3 separate regions of the Mus musculus genome follow, and all the other regions are linked to region 3. Evidence: chromatin loops called from intact Hi-C (ENCODE). Cell type or tissue: heart. All regions are shown on one strand. Links, peaks and the distances in the headings refer to the core of each region. The heading gives the core; the rest is flanking DNA. Region 1 has its middle 38 kb from the start of Nfat5. Region 2 holds the start of Cyb5b (cytochrome b5 type B). Region 3 holds the start of 4930517G24Rik (RIKEN cDNA 4930517G24 gene).

Region 1 (5,640 bases), core at 459-5,458, 50 kb before region 3:
CCTTTAATTCCAGCGCTGGGAGGCAGAGGCAGGCAAATCTCTGAGTTCAAGACCTGCCTGGTCTAAAGAGAGAGTGAGTTAGTGAGTTCCAGGAGAGCCAGGGCAGAGAAACTCTGTCTGGTGGGGGGTGGGGAGAGAGAGGGAGAGGGAGAGGGGGAGGGGGAGGGGGAGGGGGAGGGGGAGGGGGAGGGAGAGGGAGAGGGAGAGGGAGAGGGAGAAGGAGGAAGAAGAGAATAGGGAGGGGGGAGGGAGGGGGGAGTGAGGGAGGAAGGCTATCTGGCTTCAATACTAGGTGTGCTGGTCCTGATGATTTCTTAGGGACTCTTTCTTGGAAGTCTGAGAGAAGCAACCTATCAAGGAAAATATTTATCAGAAGAGAAGAACTGTGGCCCAGGAGCCACGTGGCTACAGAGCGAAAAGCTTCACCTGTGTGATTGTGGAGGTTGTTAGGCAAAATTATGGAGCAAGTCCCAATTTCCTGAGTCTCCTACTGCAGAAGTTAATTTGTAGAGTGTTTTCTTGGCATTTCTTGGCTCCTCTCCCTGCCTCCCTACAGAAGGAGACCATATGGTAAAAATGAAAACCTTAGAGGCTAAAATCAGATCTGGATTGAGTCCCAACTTTGCAAGAATTAATTTTTCTCCCCCATTTCAGACAGGGTCTCGTGTATCCCAGGCTGGCCTTGTACTCGATGTGTAGCCAGAGCAACCTTGATCTTCTGTTTCTACCTCGGGGGCTGGGGTTATAGGCACACCTCTCCACGCCTGGCTTTATGCAGTGCTAGCAATGGAAGCCAGGGCTTCGTGCACACTAGCCTACCAGCTGAACTACATCCCTAGCCCAAGAATTCAAAGTCTTTCTCCTTAACCTAGAGCTTCGGCTTCTACATCTGAGGAACAGGGAATGGCAAGATTACACTCTGTCCCTGAGAGAGGTGTTTGAATACAATTGGCTCCCTGTAGAGCAGTGGTGACCCTCAACCTGTGGGTCACAACCCCTTTGGGGTTGCCTAAAACCACCAGAAAACACAGATATTTGCTTTATGATTTAGAACAGCAGCAAAATTATTGATATGAAGTAGTAATGAGGATAATTTTATGGGGGGGCGGGCACGGGGTCACCACACCGTGAGGAGCAGTATTAGGATGGAGGCATCAGGAAGTTTGAGAGCCACTGCTCTAAAGGCTCAAGTTTGACTTATACATTTTTACTGGTGTTTTTTTTTTTTCATTCACAATGCACCATGAAATGAAAAGAGGGGTTATGAAGAAGTGTGCATTATGTATATCCAATTTTTGTTCAATATTACACGAAGTAGCCAGCACATATCCTTGAGCAGGGAAACACACAGAAAACACCCAACAGAAGCCAACTACATTGCCTTTGAAGTCAGACAGATTATGCACGTTTCTGTAGAGCTTTGTGGGGGTGGGGTGGCAGGGGTAGCAAGGTCTCATGTAGCCCACACTGGCCTAGATCTCACTCTGGAGCTAAGGATAACCTTGACCTCCTGCATCCAGTCTCTCCTGTCCCCACTTCCCCAGGGATGGAATCAGAGGCGCTCACAATCACATTGGATGCCACTGTAGCTCCTGAAAGCTATCTTTCCCAAAGGGCATTTTATGACACATACCTAGGCTTTAACTCAAGCAAGAACTAAAGGGAGATAGAAAACATGAAATGACTTGTACCATCTGCCAGGGTACCACCAGCCCGTGTTGCTATTGAGCATCTGACATTTCTTCTACCTAAGATATACAAACAAGGAAGTATATCACTGAACATTTTATATTGATTGATTGTAATACGGTGAAAAAATTGGGATATATTGCTCTACACAAAATACTAAGTGCATGTGTTTCTTTTTCTTTGCTTTCTTCTTTTTGTTTTCTTTTGAGACAAGGTCTCACCATGTAACTCTGGCTAGCCTGAAACTCAATGTGTAGACCAGGTTGACCTTGAACTCACAGATCTGCCTGACTCTGCCTCTGAAGAACTGAGACTGGCTTGTGTGCCCTGACTGTCTAGTTGGCGTTTTCTTTAACCACGAGCTTACTGTGAAGCACTTTTAATTACATGTGTGGCTCACAACTGTTGCTTTGTTCATCCTTTAAAAAAAAAAATACAAGGTGTCCTATAGCCCAGCCTAGCCCTGAACTCACTATATATCTAAGGATGACCTTGAAGTTCCAATCCACTCCCCAATCCTGTCTCTACTTTCCAAGTTCACATCTGTTGCATAGTATTTATACAGACAATATAAACTTGGCTGAGATGAAATGTGAGTGAAAAAAAATTAAGTGGAAAAATACTAAGGCAAATCCTATGATTGAGTCTGGATAACAGAATTATGGGTGAGTTTTTCAGTTTCTTGACACTCTTCTGTGCCTTCCCACTGTCCTGTGGGGTACAGATATCCATGTGATAATCCAGAAGAGGACAAAAGAGTTCCAAGGTCCCTGTAACTGCCCCCCCCCCATCAAAAGCTGTCCTTTCTTCTAAAGACTGGATCTTAGTCTATTTATTTTCTGAATTCAAATTTGAAGGTTTCAACTGATTGAGCTCTCCTTTGAAACTGAACATGGAGGGTACAGGGTGATGCCCTGATTCCCTCTCCCTGTAGGGCAGGGATATCTTCTCCCCAGAGAGCGAACCTGGGAGAAGCAGCCCTGGCTCAGAGCATCCCTGGGCAAGGAAGTGAGTCACCGTGTGAGTCAGACCCACCACCCTGTTTTCATTCTTGGTATTGTTCCATATGGCTGCTCCTCTCCGTCACCTTTCTCCTCTGAACCACATGCGTGGCCTTGTGGTGGCCCCTGCACACCTTGTAGAGGAAGACTCCTGGGGGCTGGCCGTGTAAAGTTCACTCTCCGCGGCGCCACCTTCGACTATCCGGATGCTCTCCTCTCTGCTCCCATGAGTCATAGGGTTTATCAGCAATCCCATTTCACAAAGGGGGAAAAACAGACTCCCAGAGGCTAAACACTCAGACCAGAGCTCACAGCAAAGAAGCAGCTGACACTTAAACTCAGGCCTAGCCTCAGACGCAGCTGGACTCTCCTGGTTTCTGTTTCCTGGAGCTCTCTCATCTAGGTCTGGCCCAGACTAGAATACTAAGAAACAGACTGTCTGCCATGCTTCGTCACCTTATATTCATCTGTCCAGGGTCTTCTTCTAGGCTTCTTGATCTCTCACAAAATGTGTTTTTGAGATAGAGCCTCTAAGAGCCTTATATCTGGGGCTAGGGGTGTAGTTCAATCGGCAGAGCATTTGCCTGGCATGTATTAGACTCTGACAGACATTTACACTAACCTGTGAATTTAGGTCTATCTTATCTCCCTGAGGAAGGACCTGCAGGTAAAGTTCTTCCCTGTTGTAGCGTGAGAGATTAAAAGGAATTTCTGCCATTGAGAAACAAACAGGGGAGAAAGAGTGTCTTACTTCTGCCCCCTCTAGAACCAGGCTGCAAGCCACTCTTGGCCTTTTCCCTGGGAGCCCAGACTTGCTTTCAGTTTATCAGCTAAGGTGGGTGGAGCCAGGACGGAGTAAGCAGATGCTTACTTGGTGTGGCTGCCCTAAGAATGCCACCCCCTCACAGATGCCACCACCCCAGAGTCTCGCCTAGGGATTAAACACCCCCCTTTCATTTTAAGCATGCTTGTTCTTTTGGTAATACAATGTTTTATACATCATACAGTCATATGAATCAAAAGTGACATACGTTACACACACATGCACTAACTGAAAAATAGCTCCTTCCAAGTTTTTTTCATATCCAATTCCTACCCTACCTCTAGTCTCCACTCGTAGGTATGTTTTAAGTTTGTGTGTGTATGTGTGTGTGTGTGTGTGTGTGTGTGTGTGATTACACACACACACGTACCCACCACAATTCTTTTCTTTTGAATTTACTTTTTTATTTTACTTTATGTTTTAAACGTGTCTGTGTAAGAGCAGGTGCATATGAACGTGGGTAGCTGTGGAGGCCAGAACAGCCTGTCAGACCATGTGGTGCGGCAGCTACAGGTGGTCGTGTGCTGCCCAGTGTAGATTCTGAGAAGCAAACTCCAGTCCTCTATAAGAGGAGCAAAGCTCTCTTAACTGCAATGCCACATATCCAGCCTCTACCGCATCTCTTTTAAAAATCAAAGCTCTGGGGTACTTTGTAAAGGCTAAAATGCTGCTATAAACTCCTGTTGTTAAAAACTCCAGTACAAAGGCATCTATAAGTATTTTGTTTGTTTGGGGTTTTTTGTTTTGTTTTGTTTTTTGTTTTTTCGAGACAGGGTTTCTCTGTATAGCCCTGGCTGTCCTGGAACTCACTCTGTAGACCAGGCTGTCCTCGAACTCAGAAATCTGCCTGCCTCTGCCTCTGCCTCTCAAGTGCTGGGATTAAAGGTGTGCGCCACCACGCCTGGCTTAGTATATATATATTTTTAAATAAAAACATCTTTAGTTTCTGTGTTTTCCTTTTCCTTTGGGATGTGTGTGTGTGTGTGTGTGTGTGTGTGTGTGTGTGTGTGTGTGTTTGAGTCTCACTTCTAGCCCTGACTAGCCTGGAACTCAGTGTGTGAATCTTTAGTCCCCACATTTAGGGAGGCAGAGCCAGATGAACTCTGCAAGTTCGAGGTCAGCCCAGCCTATGTAGTGATTTCTAGGCCAGCTAGAGAAACCCTGTCTAAAGAAAACAAAAACCAAGCTGTAGGGAATAAGCCAGGAAACAGTGCTCTCCCGTGGCCTCTGCGTCAGTTCCTACCTGTAGCAGGAAGTCCTGCCTTGGCTTTCTGCCCTGTTGTGCCGTTAGCTGTAAGATGAAATAAACCCTTCCCGCCCAAGCTGCTTTCAGTCAATGTTTTATCACAGTAATAGAAATCAAACTAGGATGGCTATGCATATCTGTAATCCCAGCACTTGAAAGGTTGAGGAAGATCATTAATTCGAGGTTAGCCTGAACTACATAGAAAGACCTGGTCTCAAAAAAATTATATATATATATATATTTGATTCTTTTAAAAATTTATTTATTTAATTTTAGGTTTATTTATTTTTTTCATACATATACATATACACACACACACAAACACAATTGGTTTGTATATGCATTACATGTGTACCTGGTGTCCATAGAAATATCAGATCCCCCAAGAACTGGAGTTAAGCATGGTTTTGAGTCATGCTGTGTGTGACGAGAACCACACTCGGGTCCTCTGAAAGAACAAGTGCTCTTAACTGCTGAGCCATCTCTTCAGCCTCCCTTTCTTTTTAATGGCGTCTTATGTATCCCAGGCTGATCTCAACCTTGATATACAGCCAAGGATGACTGTCTGGCTCTACTTTGGAAGAGCGAGGCTCTGGGTATGTACCACACCTGGTTTGATGCTGTGCTGGGCTTAGCACCCAGGTCTTCATATACATGCTAGGAAAGCACCCTGCCAACTGAGCTACATCCCAGCCCAAAACTTGGCTTTTTGTTTTGAGCTAAGACTCTTTCTCTATATCCCATGCTGACCCCTAACTCATTGTAATCCTCCTGCTCCGGCCTCCCAAGTGATAGGATTGTGGGTGCTACCAAACTAGGCAGATGATGTCCTTTAAATGTGGACGAACGGCACATTTACTTAGTGCAAACCCTACGTCCTT
Region 2 (5,640 bases), core at 275-5,274, 55 kb after region 3:
ATACAATTCATTCACTTTCTGTTTGCTGTCTGCTCCCTACTCTAGATGGCACAGGTATTTACTGACTACTGTGTCCTCAGTACCTAAAACAGTAGCTGGTACCAAGCAGTGATTTGATATTCGAGTAAGCAGATGGATGAGTAAGCTTGGACGGGGTGAAAGACAATGGAACAAGTTAACTTGGAACAGGCAGCTGCAAGCTCGGCGTGGTGGTTCAAGTGTGTCCTCTCAGCACTGAGGAAGGTGACACTGGAGGATTGCCACAAATGCAGGGCCAGACTGGGCACCAAAGAGGTGGCCTAGACAACAGGTAAGACCATGTCTAAACAATAAGGACAATAATAAAAGAAATAGCTAACCACAGATAAAGATCTGTATCTCAAGTTTAAGGAAAGCCTTGCCTAGAAGATATCTCTAGCTTTATCAGAACATGGTGAAATAGGCTGGCAATGTCCCCTTATCTGGGTCCTTCCGAACCCACTATCTATGCTCAATCAATCAAGAAATTCTGGGACATGGACTGTCTATATACTATGCTTTAACAGTAAATGTATTAAAAGACAAATACCAGAAAACAAGTGTTAAGACTAGTATTTTGAAGTAATAAGATATGGGCAAAAGAAATCAAGGAATCTTCTAAGCTAGGCTCCATCACTCATCAGACAATTATATATGATCAGAATGTCACAGAAACTGTTTCTGGTATCCATATTAATATAATAGTTACGTCTATCTATGTTGCTCTCAACCAGTTATTTAAAAATGAAGCTGGGCCACCTTTAATCTCAGCACTCAAGCGGCAGAGGCAGGCAGATCTCTGTGAGTTCGAGGCCAGTCTGGTCTACATCGTGAGTTCCAGGACAGCCAGGGCTGTGTAGAAAGGCCCTGTGTCAAACAAACAAACAAACAAACAACAACAAAATGTTGGCCCAAGATTGACATTACACAGCCATAATTCTAGTGCTTGGGAGGTAGAGGAAGAAGAACCAGGAATTCTAGGTTATATAAGATCCTATCTCAAAATAACAATTGATACAGCAAACAGCTAGGCTGGGGGCATAAGGGGTTTGGTTCAGTGTTTGCCCTGTACTCATCTAAGGCCCTGGGTTCAAGCCAAAAAAACATTGTTTTAAAAGGAGGAAAAAGCCGGGCGTGGTGGCACACGCCTTTAATCCCAGCACTCGGGAGGCAGAGGCAGGCGGATTTCTGAGTTCGAGGCCAGCCTGGTCTACAGAGTGAGTTCCAGGACAGCCAGGGCTACACAGAGAAACCCTGTCTCGATAAACCAAAAAAAAAAAAAAAAAAAAAGAGAGAGAGAGAGAGAGAGAGAGAGAGAGAGAGAGAGAGAGAGAGAGAAAACAAGAACTGGAGAAATGGCTCAGTGGTTAAGAACACTGACTGTTCTTCCAAAGGTTCTGAGTTCAAATCCCAGCAACCACATGGTAGCTCACATCAGATGCTCTCTTCTGGTGCGTCTGAAAACAGCTACAGTGTACTTACACATAATAAATAAATGCATAAATCTTTAAAAAAAAAAAAAGAATCTTTAGGCTGGGCAGTGGTGGCGCCTTTAATCCCAGCACTTGGGAGGCAGAGGCAGGCAAATTTCTGAGTTTGAGGCCAGCCTGGTCTACAGAGTGAGTTCCAGGACAGCCAGGGCTACACAGAGAAACCCTGTCTTGGAAAAAAAAAAAAAAAAAGATTGACAGTCAGCAAAGGAACAAGAGAGTAACATCTTAGTGGGGTGAAATGTTCTTTTTCCTTACTGTAGTGACTACATGGTCAAATACACTTGTCAAACCCCAGCTAGAGGTGTAATATAGTTGACAGTGTTTGCCTAATAAGCATGAGCGATCTGATCCCTAGAAAGGCATATACAGGAAGATTAGAAGTTCAAGGTCTACAGAGACTATGTAATAAGCTGAAAAACGCCCTGTCACAAAGAGGAAAATTATCTGTGGCCCAACAGTCTCAAAGAGATCTTGAGTAATAAGATTTGATTTGAAGCACTAACAAAAGGGTTGAAAGCCAGGTGTTGGTGGCCCACACATTTAACCCCAGCGTTCAGAAGGCAGAGGCAGAAGGATCCCTGAGTTCGAAGCCAGCCTGCTCTACATAAAAGTTCCACGGACACACACACACACACACACACACCCCACACACTCTACTGCCTAACCAGGAACAGGGGTGGGAGGAATCTCAGCTCACTGGATAAGAGCACATGTGCACATGTTCTGTTTTCTCGGAAGATCCAGTACCCAACACCCACATCAGGAGGCTCACAACCTCCTCTTATCCAGCTCCTGGGGTTCTGACCTCTGGCACCAAACGCAGATGCAGATGCCCCCACCCCCACCCCCACCCCCCCCACATACAAAATTTAATTGTTTTTACTTTTTAAAAAAACTGCCTTCTCCTCTAGAAAATAAAAGCCCCCCAAAGCACTGCTTTCTAAGGCATACTTCCTGGAAAGGAGCAGTTCTGAACTGGGCTCGATTAGGTCGTTAAGTGTGTGCCCTTGAGAGCTCCCGGCCTCCGTGAGCCTCAGTTTCTCTTTATGGGAAACGGGTTGATGGCCTGGCGTGTGATCTAGCATCCTGCAAGTGCTCCATGCATTGAGAAACGCACGTTGTCAGTCGAGGCTGAGACTGCAGCCCCTCCGAGGGTCACGGTTCCTTCCGGGCGCCGGACAGCCACGCGTGGCCTCTCCCCACCCCCACCCCGGCAGCGCGCGGAGGCCTCCCGCCTCCCCGGCCCGCACCTCGCTGAGGAAGCGGGTGATATCGTAGACTCGCCCGTGGATCACCATCCACGTCTCTTCCGCCGAGTTTCGCTTCGCCACCTCCTCCAGCCGGTAGTAGGTGACGGAGGGCTCGGAGCCCTCGACCTTCTCGCCACTGCCGCTGGCCTCCGGGGTCGCCATGGGATCCGAAGCCCTCTCCGCCGCTATCTGGGCTTCCACCGCTAACTTCCTTGACTTGCCGGCCCGCGCTGGGTCCTCCTCGGCTTCCGTAACCGGGTAAACCTGGTCCGACGTCCGACTGGCCAATCGGCGTCGACCAGCCCCTCCAACCTTGCCAATCAGATATCGTGATTTTGGACCAGCGCCTAAACGTGGCCGGGTGACAAGTGTCACCACAGGAGAGCATTCTCTCTGCTCGGCCCATGGGCAGGCCCGGCCCTAAAAGAAAAGAGCCGGTTTCCAGCGTCTCTTTTCCCTTCCTGCCACCCTGGGTCCCCGAATGAACGGACCCGCATTTTCCCTTGATCTTCCCATCCAGAATTGCAGCCCCCGGGGTTACAAGCTTTGCTGTCCCCCAGACTGGTTCCCTTTAGGCTCCAAAAGGCTCAACAATTAAAATGGGTGTGGTGACCTCTACCTTCCTTGCCCAGAGGTTTGGGATGTGTGTTAAAGAGAGTGTGCTAAGAGAGGCGTGAGCCCAGCAATCCACTGTGTAAATCACAAGTGGCGTTGGACTCCATGGCTCTTAGGTACAAGGCCTTAGGACAGCAGTTGGGGCAAGGGTAGATGTCCTAAGTTTCTTCCACTACTGACAAAACAATCTCTAACTGAATTCTTCAGTGATCAGGGCTCATCTACACTGTTTTAGTTTCTAAATGGCCTAAAATAGGATTTACTTCAAATGACCCTTGCTAAAAGTCTAGGTAATTTGGAATTCTAAGTTAATGTGCAAGGTTGCGAGCCTTTCTCTTTAATTGCGGTGAAAACTAAGAGGCTGATCATCCTAAAATGTTTCACGGTGTTACTTCACAACCTAGCACTCATGACTCTGTAAACTATTTGCAACCTCTTTCACTAATATTTTATTGTTTGTTTGTTTGTTTAGAAATGTATCAGTATGTAAGCCTGGTTGTCCTGGAACTCAGAGGCCTCTGCCTCCCATGTGCTGGCTTAAAAGGACACCACCATGTCTACTTTCCATAACCTAAGTTCCTAATTACACAAACTATGTACTGTAGTTTGCTCTGATGGCTCTCATAAATACTGACCAAAACCAGCTGGAGAAGTAGAAGGTTTATTATGCTTGCAGGTTATAAGCCATTGTCTTAGTCAGGGTTTCTATTCTATGCACAAACATCATGACCATGAAGCAAGTTGGGGAGGAAAGGGTTTATTCAGCTTACACTTCCACATTGCTGTTCATCACCAAGGAAGTCAGGACTGGAACTCAAGCAGGTTAGGAAGCAGGAGCTGATGCAGAGGCCATGGAGGGATGTTCTTTATAGGCTTGCTTCCCCTGGCTTGCTCAGCCTGCACTTTTATAGAACCACAACTACCAGCCCAGGGATGGCACCACCCACAATGGGCCCTCTCCACTTGATCACTAATTGAGAAAATGCCTTACAGCCGGATCTCATGGAGGCATTTCCCCAACTGAAGCTCCTTTCTCTGTGATAACTCCAGCCTGCATCAAATTGACACACAAAACCAGCCAGCACAGGGGAAAGGCACCACAGTAGAGACTCAGAGCACTTGCTGAGCAAAAGTGACGACTTAACCATTCCCTCCCTCGGCAGTAAAAGCCCGGCAGGCCTTCCTATGCCTGTAATTCTAGTTCTGGGGTGGTGGTGGAGGAAGGCAGCTCCTGAGAGCTTGCTGGCCATCTGGTAGAGCTGAAAACAGCAAGCCCCAAGTTCAGGGAGAGACTTTCTTTCAGGGAACCTGAAGAGGAATGACAGATGAAGACACGTGACCACTCCTCCAGCTTCCTTGTGCATGTAGGAGTGAGCACACAGATTTGTAAACTGCATATCCCTACAAAACAGTGAAAATGAAACACAGAGCAAAGAGCTTGCTTCTTGTATCGCCATTCTCCCACAGACCCTATTATAAAATTTGTGAGGCAGTAAGATTTCCAAAAAAAAAATCCAGAAAGTTATACGTGGTTGAATTTAGGGCTTATGGAAAATCTGCATCAGCTCCACCTTTAAAAAGTACATTTACGGCCCCTAATGGAGGAGCTAGAGAAAGTACCCAAGGAGCTAAAGGGAACTGCAACCCTATAGGTGGAACAACAATATGAACTAACCAGTACCCGGGAGCTCTTGTCTTTAGCTGCATATGTATCAAAAGATGGCCTAGTCGGCCATCACTGCAAAGAGAGGCCCATTGGACTTGCAAACTTTATATGCCCCAGTACATGGGAATGCCAGGGCCAAAAAGGGGGAGTGGGTGGGTAGGGGATTGGGGGGGTATGGGGGACCTTTGGGATAGCATTGAAAATGTAAATGAGGAAAATACCTAATTAAAAAAAAAGTACATTGACTTGCTTATGGGGGTGGGGAGGGGTCCCTATAGAGGTCAGAGGAGAACCTGTAGTGGTCAGTTCTCTCCTTCTACCATGTAAAATCCAAAGATCAAACTCAAAGCATCAAGCTTTAGCATTTTTATAAGCTGAGCCATTTCTCTGGCCCCTAATGTGTGTGTGTGTGTGTGTGTTGTTGTTGTTGTTGTTGTTGTTGTTGGGCTCAAAACAAAGGAAAAAAAATCCAAAGAAACCAGTTCTCCTCCAAAAGAAATAAAAAGATAGACTCATAAACAGGCACACACTACGTGTGGCCCCGCCTCTGTGTGTATACATGTGAATGTGCATGTACATGTGTGTGCGTATGTAATTT
Region 3 (5,640 bases), core at 482-5,481:
GGTCTCAAACATACAGAGATCCTCCTGTCTCTGCCTTGCAAGTACTGGGATTAAAGGCATGTGCCACCATGCCTGGACCTTTAGGGGCTTTAGCCACCATGAGTTTATAATACATTAGGTACAGGAGGGAAGAGAAAACCACTTGCACTGTGTATGCCCACGTGAAAAAGAGTCCACAGGCTTTTGTTTGTCTTGCTACCAAAAAGGACCAAGCTACAATCACCCCTCTCACCTGGACCTCTCACCCACCCCTGCTCTAACACCCTCCTCTCTATGGATACCAGCTCTAAGAATGCCAGCAGCATCCTCCTCTCTATGCTCCTCTGTCACAGTGTAATAAAAACCCAACTTCCACTTCCTTGAAAGGCTTATATAGGATGTGATCCTATAGGATGTGTGCCATCTCCCGTCTTCCCATTCCTCACTCTGTCCAAGTCTACTGTTTCTCTGTTCCTTAAGCAGGTCAACCATTCAAGTCTCAGAGCCTTCGCAATAGCTGTCCCCTCAGCCTGAAGTCCTCCAAGTGGCTACTATCTTTTGAATACTGTAGCCTCGGCTCACCAATGGGGGATAGGTTGCAAGATCCGCAGAGGGAGTCTAAAGCATCAGACAGCACCAAATCCTATGTGTGTTTTTCCTATCTCTCCATAGGAATAATTTACAAAGAGACTGATAATAACCATTAATAAGATCGAACAAATGTCACAGTATACTGTGATCAAAGCTGCAGAACGGTGGGCTCCCTCAGAATGGCTGCCAAGGGATCAGCAGGTAGGTGGCACAGCCACACAGCATGGGCACACTGTGTGGGAGCATGGGCCATGAGCTGGCATTGTGTGACATTTTTTTCATGTTCCTCAGAATAATACCCAATGCAAACATTGTAAGTTGTCTATTCCTAGAATGTTATGTTGCATTTCTTTCACAGCCGACCTTTAACTGGCTACAGAAAGTGAGGTGGAGAGCGGGCAGGTAAGTGAGCCGGAAAGCAGGTCTCTGTCCCAGTTGTGAATTCTCAGAGACCTTTCTCATCACGTCCCTACCACGGCAACCCTGGTCATTCCACACTACATTACTTTCATCTTTGTATTTTCTACTTTCTACAATTACCAGTGTTTGGGTGTCTGTCTCATCACCACATGCCTCCAGGTGCCAAGAACACAGCCTGGTGCACAGCAGGTACACAGCCCTGTCTGTTAATTGACCTACCCCTTCATCTTGCCATGGAAGCAAAACCTGATGACGTCAAGGTCAAAGTCTCTGTTCATATTAGAGTGTCTAATATGTGAGTGTCTAGACAGTCCTTTTTATTTTTGGCATTTTTGGCAAAGTGACTTTCTGCTGGAATTTAACAAAACCAGACAACGCCTGTCTCCCTAGAACCTGCTCCTTGGAAATAGGGCCACCTCTCCTTGAAGCTACAGAGACTCTGGTTGCCCGGCTTCTGTGTAATAGAGAGACAGAGATAAGACAAAGAGCTTACAAATCCCTCTGGAATAGCCTGATGCCTGAAAGAGAGGCGTGGTGCGGTCCTGGAGCCTTCACCCAGAGGCAGCCTTAGCTAGAAACGTGCCTAGACACATGGACTGATTCAGACAGGAGCCAAGCAGGGCGCACTGACCCAACCAGTGCTAGGAATCTTAAAAACCAGACTGAAGGAAATCTAGGGTAGAATATAGGGGGACAGGAAGGGCCTTTCCTTATTTTCCTTAACCCAACAGTTTCTCATTTTTGTCCCCAAACTGGGACAGAATTCAGGGCCTTGAACCTGTTGAGCTACGCACTCCTGGCCTCTACAAAGAGTCCTAACCCACTAGGAGTTAAATGCTCCGATTGAGGCGCAGAGGGGAGAGAGAAGAGGTGACCCCTCTTCTCAATCAAGGTTGTAATAACATCTGTGCCCCAAAAGGTTAAGAACGTGGTTGTGGAAGGCACATAATTAGGCTAACTAGTCACCATCCTAAACATGACCCAAAACTGCCACAGTCACGAGAAAGGAAAAGTGTTCCACCATCCAAAGAAAACAAAGCTACTTCCAACAGGAATTGGCTGTCATAGTCTCTGCACTCGGAAAAAAAAAAAAAAAATCAACAGAGTATCCGCCCAGCCTGCCCAAGGCCCATCCCTTCCATCCCTTAAGCACAGGTCTCCAGGGAAGGCAGTGTTCCTTTGTTTTCCAGTCTGTGGGCAACTGGCTGGGCGTGGAGCCAGAGGTGAGGGACCTGTGTGGAAGAGAATCCTGCAGGGTGCTGAGCCTTGCAGGCTAGAAGCTGCCCACGGGTGGGCTCGGGCTTTGCCTGGACAGAGATACCCAAGAGCCCACAGAACAGGGGGGACAATGCGTCTGCTGCAGAGGCAGCGCCCTGGCCTGCTTTCTTCCCGCAGCTCCTGCCAGGGATCTGGGCAGCATTCCTGCCCCCGCGTTCCATCCAGCACCGCAGTCTTACTCATGGGCCTTGGTGCTTTTAGAAGTCGTTTGGGGACCTTTCAAAATTGGCACGGCCATGTTTTCTCCCTGGGGGCCCCCCTCAGCTTTCAGAAGCTGCTCTGCTACGTTGGTATACAGGGACACTCCCTTCCTCTGACCCTTCTTGGCTTTGGAAGAGGAGGACCTGGGAGGTGGCAGATGTCCCAATAAAGGCTGGAAGGAGCCCCGTGAGTGCTCGGGCGGTTGAGCCAGAGAGCTGCGCCAGCACTCGGGGTAACCTCCGGGGAGGGCGCAGTCCACACACATCCTGGCTTCCAAGAGCAGGCCTTGGGTGTCTGCCCATTATCAGACTCTCCGGCTCAACCCTAGGCTTTGAGCCCCAGAGGGGTGTCCCTCAGCGTGGAGTTGTCCTTCTGTACTTGCATTAATACACCCCCAGGGGTGCTTAGTATCCATTTCCAAGCTTCCCCATGGTCATGAAGGGCACCTTCATCACCAGGACTCACCCCAACTTACTGTGCACCGCTTAATTGGAAGGACATCTAGACGCCATGTCCAAAAGTGCACACACTCATTCCTTTCGTTAAAGTCGGCCTCTTTCAGGATCCTATTCTGTCTTCACACCCAGTGTGAAGTCACGAGGGGCTGGGACGATACACAGTCTCTTTCTTCTTCACAGGGGCTTGGCAGCCTTCTCTTCTCCACTGTAGACCTCGGGGAGTGCTTGAATGGGGCCAATGCCAACTGCCTCTGTAGATGTCAGACTCACGCATGCGCACTGTGCACTGAAGGCCCCCATTGCCTAAGCCCCTGTCCCACTGGCTGACAGGTGGGTGCCCTGATGGGTGTCCACACAGAGGAGAGGCTGAGCGGAGGACAGGATGCAGTAGGGAGCTTGCTCAATGTGGAAGCCCCCTTTGGAAGCCCTCCTCCACAGTTCTTCCTGGAGATCGCTCACACCTTGCCCCTACACCCCTTTTCAGATCAGGATAGTATTGGCTGCCCCTCCACCGACCCTGAACTGCTTCATTATGACTTGAGACAAATTTTCCCTAGACCCTCCCTACACTCTGCACTTGGTACCATCATTAAACTGCCCTTGGGGCGATCCAGTTGTTGCTTTCCAGGACCAATTCCGGGCTGGCCTGTCTTAGGTACTCCACACCCTGCTTTGAATAGGTGATTTTTTTTTTTTTTTTTACTTTAGTGCAGTACTTGCAGGGGAGTTGAATCCAGGGTCCTGAGCATCCCAGGTAAGCTCCTGTTGTCACTGAGCTATATCCCAGTCTCGAAGCATGAACGACAGAGAAGGATGGTTGAGCCCGGAGAGATGTGATGGCTCACCTATTGAGACGGCTTTTTGTAACTCCAGCACCAGGAGACCCAACACTCTCTTCTAGCCTCCTCAGGCACCCACACATGTGGGCATACCAGCACACAGACAACATACACAAAATTAAAATAGCTTTGAAAAGGAGAATGCTATCCCGGCATGGTGGTAGACAACTTTAACCCCAGCACTCAGGAGACAGAGGCAAGCAGCTCTCTGTGAGTTCAAGGCCAGCCTGGTCTAGAAAATGAGTTCTAAGACAGGCAGGGCCACATAGACAGACACTGTCTAAAAATAAAGTGTTGTGCTTCTATTCATATATCATAAAATTCACCCTTTTAAGAATACACTGTAGGAGCTGGGCATGGTGGCACACACCTTTAATCCCAGCACTTGGGAGGCAGAGGCAGGTGGATTTCTGAGTTCGAGGCCAGCCTGGTCTACAGAGTGAGTTCCAGGACAGCCAGGGATATACAGAGAAACCCTGTCTCGAAAAGCCAAAAAAAAAAAAAAAGGCCCTACAGTGTAGGGCCTTTGCTATACTTAAACAGCCATGACCACTAACTGAAGCCTTCATCCCCCTATATTCACAAGCAGTCCCTAGCAACATGACCCTTCCATCCCTGTCAAGTCCAATTTGTCCCAATCTGTGTCTGAACTTGACTATTCTGGACATGTCACATAAGTCGGATCATATTGTATGTGATTTTTTTGGTGTCTGGTTTTTCTTTCATTTAATGTCATGCTTTCAAAACTCATCCATGTATCAGTAACTCCTTAATTCTTACTGCTGAATAGTTTTCCATCATGCACATGTCCATGTGTGCACGTACATGCACACGTGTACACACACTGCATTTCATCTCTGGATACTTGAAAAGGCTACGGTGGGTATTTTATATACTTTATATGAACATCTATTTTCTTCTTTATTTTTTTTTATTCTATGTGTATGAGGTTTTTGCCTGCATGTGTGTATGTGTACCATGATCATGCTTGAGCTCCATATAGTTGTAAGCCCGCATGTAGACGCTGGAAATTGAACCTGGGTTCTCTATAAGAGCTTTAAAGTGCTGAACCATCTCTCCAGCCTCCTCGCACCCACCCCACACTGTTATTTTGAGTCAGAATCTTGCCATATACTCTAGGCTAGCCTCTAATTCATGATCCTCCTGCCTCAGCCTCCTGAGCAGTGGAGTTACAAATATATGACACTAGGCCTTGCTGAACATGTTCTCAGTACTCACGGCACATACGGAGGAGGGGAAATTGCTGGGTCACATGATCTCTCTTTGGTCATTGTTTTCAGGAAGAACCCTGTATTTTAGGTTTCTGTGTTTCCCACATCATACATAGTGTGTTCTTTCCCATGTGGCCACAGGTATTGACATCTGCATGGTGCAGTACCCATACAGATCAGGGCATGGAACAAAGGACATCTTGACAACTGCAGATCTGCCTTTAGATACACATCAGCTGATCAGACTACACAAAGGAAAACACTCATAGTAGGGCTGGGGAGATGGCTCAGTGGTTACGAAGCACTGACTGCTCTTCCAGAGGTCCTGAGTTCAATTCCCAGCAACCACATGGTAGCTCACAACCATCTGTAATGGGATCTGATGCCCTTTTCTGGTGTGTCTGAAGACAGCTATAGTGTATTTATGAATACAAATAGTGTATTCATAAACATAAAATAAATAAGCCTTTAAAAAAAGAAAGAAAAGAAAAAAAGAAAATGTTCACAGTACCATTGCTGGTTTAAAAATTGGAAACAATCCACTGTTCATTGAACATAGATTGCATAAATACCTTGTGGACTGTCCAGCAAAGAAAACTAAACGAACTGTCGCTATTCGGAAGAGCCCAGGGGGACCTCACG

The links. Hi-C counts contacts between places; a loop is a spot of excess contacts. Peaks named below come from ENCODE experiments on the same cell type or tissue, not always from the same donor. Only the 100,000 strongest peaks of a DNase experiment are listed, where the experiment ranks them.
Region 1: a loop joins it to region 3, with 2.3 times the contacts of the local background. A loop is called at or near these places in 7 of 42 quality-filtered maps.
Region 2: a loop joins it to region 3, with 3 times the contacts of the local background. A loop is called at or near these places in 2 of 42 quality-filtered maps.

Annotation. Positions count from the first base shown.
Region 1 is chr8:107,252,450-107,258,089 of GRCm38, reverse strand. No RefSeq gene overlaps it. Among named protein-coding and RNA genes, the nearest start is that of Nfat5, 38 kb to the left of the region's middle. In heart, for the core only: no CTCF peak of the experiment used is centred there; DNase peaks (open chromatin) are centred at 2,859 and 3,539; H3K27ac peaks cover 1,206 bases.
Region 2 is chr8:107,147,995-107,153,634 of GRCm38, reverse strand. It overlaps Cyb5b (cytochrome b5 type B), which reads right to left and starts at 2,974. Exons shown (of 5, transcript NM_025558.5): 1 at 2,762-2,974. The coding sequence starts at 2,923. In heart, for the core only: no CTCF peak of the experiment used is centred there; a DNase peak (open chromatin) is centred at 3,044; H3K4me3 peaks cover 1,842 bases; H3K27ac peaks cover 1,844 bases.
Region 3 is chr8:107,202,884-107,208,523 of GRCm38, reverse strand. 4930517G24Rik (RIKEN cDNA 4930517G24 gene) reads right to left here and starts at 3,194. Exons shown (of 3, transcript NR_166499.1): 1 at 2,935-3,194. In heart, for the core only: a CTCF peak has its summit at 2,798; DNase peaks (open chromatin) are centred at 1,583, 2,183, 2,673 and 3,213; H3K27ac peaks cover 1,727 bases.